Linked DNA regions of Homo sapiens: region 2 is linked to region 1. Evidence: chromatin loops called from intact Hi-C (ENCODE). Cell type or tissue: K562. All regions are shown on one strand. Each heading gives the region's core, and the rest is flanking DNA. Links, peaks and the distances in the headings are about the cores only.

What was found. Hi-C counts contacts between places; a loop is a spot of excess contacts. Peaks named below come from ENCODE experiments on the same cell type or tissue, not always from the same donor. Only the 100,000 strongest peaks of a DNase experiment are listed, where the experiment ranks them.
Region 2: it touches region 1 in a loop (8-fold over the local background); 2 of 110 quality-filtered maps call a loop at or near these places.

The regions. Positions count from the first base shown.
Region 1 is chr6:147,503,790-147,509,459 of GRCh38, reverse strand. It overlaps SAMD5 (sterile alpha motif domain containing 5), which reads right to left and starts at 770. Exons shown (of 2, transcript NM_001030060.3): 1 at 73-770. The coding sequence starts at 531. RefSeq lists a silencer at 2,569-2,618 and an enhancer at 5,378-5,670. In K562, for the core only: a CTCF peak has its summit at 2,668 (motif pointing left); DNase peaks (open chromatin) are centred at 869, 1,387 and 2,639; H3K4me3 peaks cover 2,022 bases; H3K27me3 peaks cover 1,823 bases.
Region 2 is chr6:147,803,716-147,809,385 of GRCh38, reverse strand. It overlaps a transcript of SAMD5 not described here. Among named protein-coding and RNA genes, the nearest start is that of SAMD5, 300 kb to the right of the region's middle. In K562, for the core only: a CTCF peak has its summit at 2,430; no DNase peak of the experiment used is centred there.

The sequences.
Region 1 (5,670 bases), core at 504-5,503:
CCTTGGCACAGGCAGCTGGGCTGTGTCCCCTCCCGCCGCGCGCCCCGGGCCGCCCGGACGGCACCTCCTTACCTTGCGGGAGTACGGGGGCTTGCTCAGGTGGATGCCGTCACGGACGAGCTTATCCCTGATCATGATCTTCAGCTTCAGTTTGGGGTAGCTCACCAGCTCCCTGCTGCGGGGGGCGGTCGTGTGGCCGCGAGAGTCCCCGCGGGTGCCCTGGGCCGGGCCGCCGCACGGCTCCCCCCGGCGGCCGGTGGGGACGGCGTCGGCGGGCGGCCCGGGGGGCGCCGGCTGCGGCTCAAGCGTGAAGTAGAGGCCGGCGGCGTTGGCGTCCTGCTCCCGCAGCCGGCGCACGGCCTCCAGGATACGGCGGCGGTGCGCGGGCGCCAGCACCCCGATGGCATCCAGGTCCGGGTCCCCGATCTGCTTGCACACCTCCAGGTCATCGTAGCCGTTATCCACGAAGGACTCCGCGTACTGCGGAAGCTGCAGCGCTTTGAGCCACTCGTAAACTATGTTGGTGCACATGGTGGGACCGGGAACCCCGCCGCCGAGCACCTTCCCAGCGCCCAAATGGCACGGGCGGCACCAGTTCTTGGAACTTTTAATCCTCTCCTCCAAGGGGAAAAGGGTATCGCAGTAAAGTTTTCCTTTTAAAGGAAAGGCTCGGGCAGGAGACGGAAAACCATCAGAAGAAGCCTGAGGAAGGGAGAAGCGAACAAGCAGCAAAGTGAATTCCCCAAGCAGCAGCGGAGCTCGCAGGCACTGGCTGCTGGGCTGAGCAAGGCTCCGCGCCGCCCCTGGATGCGCCGCCGACGCTGCCGCCGCGGGGAGGGGCGCGCGACTGGCGCGGGAGGGGGCGGAGACGGGAGGGGCCGGGGCACACCCCTCGGACCTGCGCCGGGTCAGCGCTGCGCAGTGCCGCCCGCGAGTTTTCCCAGCCGGGACGGTCCGGCGGCTGCGCGCCGCATCTCGCGCTCTGGCAGCCGCCGCCGCCGCTGGCGCGCTCCGCGCCGCGAGGCGACTTCTCCACGCAGACCCGCGGCCGCTGGGAGCGCCTAGTCTTCGCGAGTGTCAGTCACTGTAGTCCTCCCGGCGGGAAGCCGGTGGCTTCTACGCTGCTGGGCTCCGTTGGCTGCCCTGGGTTGCTTTTCACATTTCTGTTTAATCTGACTCTTCTACCCGTGGAAGTCTGTGCTCACTTCTTCCCGACCCTGCCGGACTCCAGCTTCCGCGCCCGCTGGCAGCCCAAGGACACGTCCCGCCGCCCCACGGCGCTGGGGACGCTGCGGGGTTCAGTGTCCCTTCCTTCCGGATCCGCGTTTGAATCCCCCTTCCTCGGATCCCGTACGCAGCCCAGAGCCCGGCGATCTGACTTCTTCCGTGGGCGGCCACTCAGTGACCCGAGCGGCGGCGTTTTGGCCCGGAGGGTGGGCGCAACGTGGGGACCGCCCGGGTCCAGCCGGCTTGCGCGCCGCCCCTCCTCGCTGCAGCTGGGCACGTTGGGCGGCAGGAGAGGCTGCTGTCTTCCTGGCTCTCCCTTCCTAAGCTCCCGGGTCTGCGAAAGTTTGGGGTGGGTTGTACTTTCTCCTAGGTCAGTGTGTCCCACCCGGTACCCCACCCTCCTTTCTGCCCGGCCCCTCCCCCTCGTCGGCGCTATGCTTTCTCTCCGGGCCCCCCACCTAGTATACTGCACGGGCTCCCGGGGTGGCTTTGCCCCCGGGGACACTGCCAGGCGTTCGGTCCTGGAGCCCGGGAATCCGAGCCTATCCTCTCGCTCCCGCCCGGGGATCGCGTGAAAATCAATAGAGCACCACCCAGCTCGTGTTGGAAGGGACGCTCAGACATCTCCGCCCACGGCATTTTCCCTCTAGGAGGTAACAAAATCAATCGAGTTTCCCCATCATGCCAATGTCTGAGCAGCCTCTTGGGACTGGGGACTCGAGTGGCAGGTGGAACAGACCAAGCGCCTGGGCCCCATTTCCCGGTGTCTGACCTCTTCTTGGGACTAAGGGAAGTGAGGGACGGCGGGGGCAGGTACTGTCTCCTCTCTTTCCGCAGAAGGGCGATTCAGCTTCGCACCTGAGCTGTTTAAGGACCAGATCTGACCTTTTTTTCTGAAGATTGCCCGTGGGGCGTGCCAGTCTCTCGCCCGACCTTGGGAAGTGGACAAGGAGTGATTTCAGAGTCGTTTCTCGACCTGCTGTGTGTTTGGCATTTGGGTGGGTGGTTAGGTGGGCCCTCTTATCCTAAACCAAGAGAGCTTAACCCCCTCTTGGGACACGAACCCCTTAAAGAATCAGATGACAGCTTCTGTCCTTTTGCCCAGGAAAATACCCGACATAGGCGCACCCAAAACGTTCCCTACAGTCGCAGGGGGGTTCTGGTTTCCCAAACCCCGGGACTCACGAATCTCAAATTAAGGACAGCTGGCAGAAAGGACTGTCTGCTTAGGGGGAGGGGAGAGACCAACGCGGAGAGCCGGTGGAGCTGCTTGTGGCCCCAAACTTGGGTCACCCGGGACGCCCTTTCCGGAACCGAGTTAAGGTCTCGGACCCTGGTAGGTGGCGAAGCTCCTGGGCGCTGGGATGCTGGAAGGGCGCAGCCCTCCCCGCCCCGCGCGGGCCGCCGCCTCTCCCTCGCCAAAGCGGACTCACAGTGCCCCCTCGCGTCCGCGCGTTGACCCATTTTAAGGCGTTGTCCCTGTCCCCAAACTCATTCTATTCAGCAGAAGAAAGTGGGCTTTATGGCTTTATACTGGTTCCCCTTTGAAGCACAAATGTTTTTGTCACGTTTATCTTTATATCCCAATACTATCTCAGAAGGACCTTTGATTTTTTTTTAAAGAAAATATTTCAGCAGTTTGAATGATGCTGCTAAGAAACAGAAATTATCAGCAAATATTTATTGGGAAATTACTGTATGCCAGGCATCTATTCACAGATCTGTACACATATGGTAAATAGTAATATTATCCCATATCTTACAGAAGAAGAGATTGAGACATCAAAACTAATTTGCCAACGATCTCACTGTTACGGATGGAGCAAGGGGTTCGAATTCTGGGGGGATAAATTTAACATCAGCCTTCAGCCGTCCAGCTACTCACCTTCGAATCACAGTCCCCAGCCTGTGCTGTGCTGTGCAACATGTAGGGGGAAAAAATGGGCAGGTTGTATGGGGTGAGGATTTTTGTTTGTTTGGGGGTTTTTTGTTTGTTTGTTTTGGGACTGGAAAACTTAAAGCTCAGGAGTTTTTTTGTCTTTTTTTCTTTCTTTCTTTCTTTCTTTTTTTCTTTTCTTTTCTTTTCTTTTTTTTTTTTTTTTTTCTTTTTAACAGAGTCTCACTTTGTCGCCCAGGCTGGAGTGCAGTGGCATGATCTCGGCTCACTACCACCTTCGCCTCCTGGGTTCAAGCAATTCTCCTGCCTCAGCCTCCTGAGTAACTGGGACTACAGGCGCCTGCCACCACGCCCAGCTAATTTTTGTATTTTTAGTAGAAACGGGATTTCGTCATGTTATCCAGGCTGGTCTGGAACTCCTGACCTCAGGTGATCCGCCCGCCTCTGCCTCCCAAAGTGCTGGGATAACAGGCATGAGCCACCGCGCCCGGCCTATAGCTCAAGAGTTTTGTTGTGTTGTTTTCTTTCCCAAGTTGTATGAAAAGTCCAACAGCACGAGTCTGTAGTTCTTTGCCTTCTTATATGTGGCCTTTTCCCCTCTGGGGGCTTAAACATATTCATCTTGTCTTATAAATCCTCAGCGAAGGCAGTGAGTATTTTTATTTCCGTTTTACGATTAGGGATACTGGTTGGGGGAAGACGAATGACTTGCCCAAGGTCACACAGTCAATCAGGACACAGACGAGAACATGCTTGCCCTATCAAAGTGCTTCCCTGACAGGCAGCAGCGATCCTCCTTTATTTATGTGCAAAGCACTCTCCAATTAGGAAATAAAGCATTCTGGTGCTCTCTTTGGAAGGGAAGCCCTTTATAAATTCATCACTTGTTAATCAGTCATAAATAAAACCTACTCACTTTTGACCTCTCAGGAAACCTGCTTTCTGGAGACTTCACTAGTCTGAGCTATAGAGACTTTTTTTTCCCAGGTTTCCCTTCTATTTCTCTTGTACACTTCTACACTTACTCGAGTCCTCTTTGGGTGAACCATTGAGGCTTGTATCTTTCCACTGCTTGCATTAGCATATTGAACCTTTTAATAGATTTCATTCTAGAGGCTACTACGCTAAAATGTGTCTATCTCTGTGGAGACTAATGGCTAAAGTTCAAAGTGACACTGGCAAGAATGGCTAATTTTAAGATTTAGAACTGTAGCCTTTTAGAACTAGAGGTCATTGGAGGTCATACCCAGCATCCAGATTTGCATGGAGGAAGCCAAGGCCCAGAGAGGTCAAGTTCCTTACCTAAAGTTACACAGCTGGTTCATGACAGAACTGGGACAAGAACCCAGATCCGCTTCCTCACATTGCTCTTTGCAATGTACTGCATTACCTCATTTTTGCTGCAAGCTCTTGGCTACTGTCAAAATCATTCATTTACTCATCAAATGTTTATTAAGTAGGCACTTCAGTGCCAGGCACTGAAGCAAAAAAAGAAGGGTTTTCCTTCATTAATTGGAATGGGAGGGACTTCAGCATTTTAAATATGTAGAGAATAAATTGACAGCTTTTTCAAATATGTTAGTTCATGAATTGTAAAGATTACAAAGATACAAAGCAGTGTTTTCTTCTATCTGTAATATTTTCCAAATTCTGTGATCATATTAGCCAAAATTCAAAATTAAACTGTATTTGAAATCCAGACAAAAATGTACTTTGAAAATGCAAGTGGCTACTCTGCTCCTAGTCACAGCGTTAGAACACACAATTTACTCAGAAAACATGGTCAACTACCTCTAATTTTGTGTTACTTTTATCATTGCTTTGTTAGAGTTATATAAAAATTTTCAAAATATTGATCATGCTGATTATTATTTAATATGTTTGGGGCCACACTTACTTTTGCAGAGGGGATGTCTTGCCTAATGAAAATCAATGGGAAAATAGGTTATGGAGAAAGTTTCTTTTTAGGCACCATTTTAGAACTGTTTTGCAATGGTAATCACTATGGCAAAATGCCTGTTGATCCTTTCCATGTAATTAATTAATGATAATTATATTCAGGTTTTAAATTCTAAATATCAGAAAACAGCTTTTCTACTTTGCTCAGTAACTTGATTTAAGGATATAGAGTGAAAAATAATTTGTTATGGAATTTTCTTGGTGCCGTCTAAGGTTTCAGACTATTTTAGAAGATAAATGCTCACACCTAGTGCATGTAAAAATTAAATTCCATTAACATCTATTAAATGTCAGTCCCCAGGGTGTCTAGCCTTGTAAAAGTCAAAGATATATAATATTAATCTTAAAATGCAAAATATGTCTTGCCTCTGCTTAAACCAGGAGCTAAAAAGCATCTAGAAGGAGTGGATGCCATAGGGAGAAAAGAGAATAATGGGCTTGAGTGATGTAACAGGCAATCTCTTCTTCGGTGGCTGGGAGTGAGGTGCTGGGTTGGCAACTTAATTGGGGGCAGGCAGGGTGGGGGTGTCTCTTAATATGTCTGAGCTGTATACATTAGACTTGTGTGTGACAACACACATATGAAA
Region 2 (5,670 bases), core at 343-5,342, 300 kb before region 1:
CCACTCTGTTTTCTCTTCATTTAAGCTGGGGAGGAGGTGGAGTCACCATGCCCAGGCTATAGCAGCTAGAAATCTGTACTGTGTCTCAGAACTGTCTTTCTGGATAATATCTCAATTTCCACATAAAGGAAAAGCACTGATATTTTTAAACTGTGGAAATACCATCTACTGTAGAGAAATGAACACAGAGAAAATAATGTATGCAGAAGGAAAAAAAAAGAAAAGAGCCTCCTTTTGACAAATGGCAAAAAAGATAAGCACAGGTCTCCAGGACGGATCAGTGATTCTGGCAATGAACGTCTGTTTTACTATAAGATGTTAAATTCTATTTTTTCCCATAACTCACTATACATGCAATCCAAAATCCATTAAATTAAGCCCTAACATCATAAACTTCGCTTCTGTCTGTTTATAAATATACAGCAAAATTATTTGATGGAATTATCATCTTCTTTCAAAAGGACTGCTTAATATGAGGAAATTGGGCTTTAGTTTAGGCCACAAACATTCTAAAAGGAAATGGATTATTGTGCCTCGCTGCCCTCATATCCACAGCTTTGCTTTTAAACTGCTGACACAAGCAGAACTGCTTCATACTCCGAGATGAATGGGTTTCATATACAGCTGATGAAATAACATTAACAGAACTATGACGATTCAATATATTATACATTCAATTCATTTTTTTAAACTGGGAAAATAAAATAGCTGAACTTTTGCCTAGAATGAAACTTTAAACAAGATATTTTCCCTAAAACAGACCCAATCCTAAAGAAACAAAGTTAATTCTTATAATTCCTTGGAAATAAAATACCCTCTTACTTCTAGTGTCACGACAAGCTAAGACTGAGTCACCTAGAGGCCACAGAAAGTGCTGAACCAGGCTGGGTGCAGTGGCTCACATATGTAATCCCACCACTTTGGGAGGCCAAGGTGGAAGGATCATTTGTGGCCAGGAGTTCTAGAACAGCCTGGGCAACATAGTGAGACTCTATCTCTACAAAAAATAACTTTAAAAAATTAGCTAGGCATGGCAGCATATATCTGTAGTCCTAGCTACTCGAGAAGCTGAACTGGATCACCTGATTCCAGAAGTTCAAGGCTGCAGTGAGCAATGGTTGCATCACTGCACTCCAGCCTGGGTGACAGAGTGAGACCCAGTCTCTAAAAAAATAATAATAAATGCAGAAATGCAAGACCAAATTTATAGCCACAAGTTGTTCAGTGGTTGGCCTCCCATAGGTTGCCTTTCATGGAACTGACCATAGATCCCAACAGGTTTCTCTGAAGGATGATGCTACCAGCTTGTCTAGACTCTCATTTTGAGGTCTCTCAAAAGTAGTGTGTCTTCTTTCAGAAAACATTCAAGATGGCTGAGGAGGAAATGAGGATCAGATTTTTATTTATGCTTTTCTGCTTACCTGTATATACACCACTAAAATATGATAAAAATGTATTACGATTAGATACTATCTAACAGAAGCCACGTGTCTGGTGTTTAGCTAAGTGCTATATTATTGAAAGTCAATAGACTAAGTTCTACAGTCTAATAATGTAGAAGCAATTTGGATACACATGCCCTTATGCAAATACATTGAAAAAAGGTAAGTCCTGGGTAGAGACACAAGTAAGACACACGAAAGGTTCTAAATATAGGATGTATACCCATTGTCTAAGCTTGTAGTCCTCAACATCTTACACATAAGGACGATGGACAATTTAAACCTTAGCTCTATTTTAGTAATGACATGTTTAGTATGAGGGTGGGGCAAACTATCCAATTTTTAATGCAGTACTGTGTGGCGAAAAGACCAAAGATTTTTTTTTAGTAAAATGGAGTACTTAATAACTAAATTCTAAGACAGAGTGCTTCATTCCTCTGAGTCTTGTTTTTCTCATTTTAAAGTTCCTCTCTGTATTCATCTGCTTCGGTTGCCCTTAAAAATTACTACAAACTGTGTGGCTTAAACAACAGAAATTTATGGCTGGGCACAGTGGCTCATGCCTATAATCCCAGCATTCTGGGAGGCCAAGGCAGGCGGATCATGAGGTCAGGAGATCGAGACCATCCTGGCTAACACGCTGTAACCCTGTCTCTACTAAAAGTACAAAAAAAAAATTAGCCAGGCGTGGTGGCAAGTGCCTGTAGTCCCAGCTACTCAGGAGTCTGAGGTAGGAGAATGGCATGAACCTGGGAGGCGGAGCTTGCAGTGAGCCGAGATCGTGCCACTACACTCCAGCCTGGGTGACAGAGCAAGACTCCTTTCCATCTCAAAAAACAAAAAACAAAACAAAACAAAAAAAAACAACAGAAATTTATTTCTTACAGTTCTGGAGGCTATGAAGTACAAGATCAAATGTCGGCTAATTTGGTTTCTGGTGGGGACTCTTTTACTCCCCTGCAGATCTTTTACTCCCCTGCAGATGGCCACCTTCTCACTGTGTCCTCTCATGGTGGAGAGAGAGAGCAAACAAGTGCTTTGATGTCTCTTACAAGGCCACTAATCCCATTATGAGGGCCCCACCCTCATGACCTCATCTAAGCCTAGTTACCTCCCAAATACAATCTTCAAATATGATCCTATTGGATTTGAGGGCTTTGACATATGAATTTGGAGGGATGTAATTCAATCCACAGCACTCTCAAAGTTGCTGAGAGGATTTCATGGTGCTTGGCAGGGAAGGATCTCAAAAATTAGTGCAGGCAAGAGGTGCAAAAAACATTAAGAGCAAGAAATGGGGGGAAAGAAAAATGTGGCCAGAAGCCAACAATCAGGAAGGTTCTAGTTCAGTGGTATAGGCAGGCAAATGTTTACAAATGATGAAGCATGCATGTGCTAGAGGTCAGAGCATGCCAGAGAGGCTCAGTCCCAGCAAGTAGGCGGGAGCTTGTTCCAAAAACCGTGGCAATGACTCAAAACAGGTACATGGCTCCACTAGAAAGATGTTGTGACTTGGGCAATTGACACATCTATTGTGTTTTTACTCTGATAGGACCAAAGATAAGGCTTGAGGGAGGTGACTGGAAGTAGCAGCAAATGCATCACAATGAGTGTGTGTGTGTGTGCGCGCGCGCGCGCGCATGCGCACACTCGTTTTTGAAGTAGATTTCCCTTAGTGTCGCTGTTGATGTAGCCGCATAGATTATTAATCTTGTCAGAGGATGTCTCATTAGCAAAAACATATCCCACGGATTCACCCACCAGCAGACTGAGTAGCCCTGGAAGATACCATGTGTCAGCCCCATTTCTGTAGCTGTCTTTCTTGTGGATAGGGCTCCATGCCATGCACTTCCTGTGGCTCTTCCTGGTTCCTCCCCTTGGCTGCTGTCAAGTCTCCAGCACACAAATGGTTTCCTGCTTGCTGTGGTCCCCAGATGAACTCTGAGACTGTCTGGATGCAGCTGATCATAATAACAAAACCTAGAGTGAGGGGTATGCTACCTAACAGCATTGCAAGCTCATTATTTTCCTTGCAAATTTCAGAACTTTAAGTGGATCAGTACCTTATATCTCTTACCTCCTCCCATTGATGAAGCCGTTCAATCTCAGGTCAGTGAATTGTGAGTGCCCCTTCAATATTTTTAATTTTGTTCTATTGGCACTGTACTTGGTAAGAAATTCCTAAACATTTTTAGATCTCAGCCAATACTCTTCCTTTTCTGAGGCACTGTAGCTTTTACTCTATCTTGCTGAGCTTATTGAAAGGAAGACCCCATATTTTCATCTGTGAATTTGTGTCTTCAGGATTGAGTCTTCAGGATCTAACATAGAGCAGGACACACAATTCACTATTCAATAAATCCTTGCTAGCTTGAAACAATACATGATTTCAAAGTTGTTTTCCTTTTCTTTTCTCTTTTTCTTCTCACACGTCCATTATTATTGGCCAATTTCCCCTATACTAGGTCTTTTCAAATCAGTTATCATCATTTCAATAAAGGAAGTTGGATTTCCATTACTACAATATAACATAATAAACAGAACTGAGTAACATCCTGTATGTAAACATAGCTGAGATCAGATGGGGCAATGAGTGACATTGAAAAAGACACCCACTGTCAATATTTACAATGGAAATGGAAGACTTATGCTGCACTTGGGCACTTCCAAGCTGCTGCTATTCACATCTGATGCATCTGGTCTGTAATTAATATTTACAGAAGCACAAGAAAATTCTTAATAAATATCACATAAGCAGACACTGAAGGTGTTAGACTCATATAACTGGGCTAGAAATTGTTAAACTACATACAACTGATTCTCCTTTGCAATAAACCCCATTTGAAGAGGATAAAAGAAAGAGATTGCCATGGGTATGATTAAACTTCACTAAGGTCTATGTTTCAGTTCCTTCAAGATTGCAGGTATTTTATTTAATTTTCTATGTTCACTCATGGAAAGATGATTTTAACTCACCATAGGTAGTTACTGAATACACCTTTTTAATCTCAGCTTCTTGTTTGTAACAATTCTTTCTTTTTCATTTCACTCTAATCAAATATGCCATTCAAGGTCTAGAATTTTATAGAGACATAACAGTAGTTATTTATATGCTGGGAGCAATCCATTTTTGAACAGCTGGCAAAGCAGCTTAATATCTCAGCCAATCATTTTAAGCTCTAAAAAATTCAACACTCTCTAGTGCTGTTAAAGAGTAACCTCATAATGTTACGCAGCCTAAGAAACGAGATACTACCCCTCCCTTTTTTTCCGCTTTTTGATTTTTTTGCACTTTTCAGTTGAGCTTTAAACTGTTTTATAACTGTCTGATAAATGAGTTACAAGGGCAGGTCAAAATTAGGCAAAAGAAACTTTGATGCTAGATTATCTGGCAGTAAAACATTCATTTATTAAACAAGCAGTTGTTATGAGCCTTCTTCTCTGTACGTTAAGGGCTGGGAACAGCAAAGATGGGGAGGACTTTGTTCTGGAGGTGCTCCAGTGAGGGGAGAAAAACACATAAAGATACCTTCAGGCTGGGCGCAGTGGCTCACGCCTGTAATCCCAGCACTTTGGGAGGCTGAGGCAGGTGGATCACAAGGTCAGGAGATCGAGACCAGCCTGGCCAACATGGTGAAACCCCGTCTCTACTAAAAATACAAAAAAAAATTAGCTGGGTGTGGTGGTGTGCACCTGTAGTCCCAGCTACTCGGGAGGCTGAGGCAGGAGAATCGATTGAACTCAAGAGGTGGAAGTTGCAGCGAGCCGAGATGGTGCCACTGCACTCCAGCCTGGCCGACAGCAAGACTGTATCAAAAAAAAAAAAAAAAAAGATATCTTCAAAATAAGAAAAAATAACAAAGACAAGAATGGGCCCATGGCCAACATGCTGTGGCTGAATAGACCTATGGGTGACCTGGAGAAGTGTGAAAAAAGCTTTCCCAAGGTAGTGGCACCTAAGTGGGAACTTGAACAATGGAGAGTCTGCAAGGCGAGAAGGAGCAGGAGCTTCAGAGGAAGCCATGGGAACCAAAGGATGGAGGTGTCAAAGAACACAGTGGAGCTGGCTGTGGATGGAGGGTGGATGCCCAGGGCTGGAGGAGACAAGTTTGAGTAACAAAGGCTGGAGGAAGACCCTAAAGAGAGGCAGTGTGCGTAGTACATGTGTATCTGGGCTCTGGAGTCAGACAGCACAGCTTCAAATCCTGACTTTGCTACTTGCCGATCA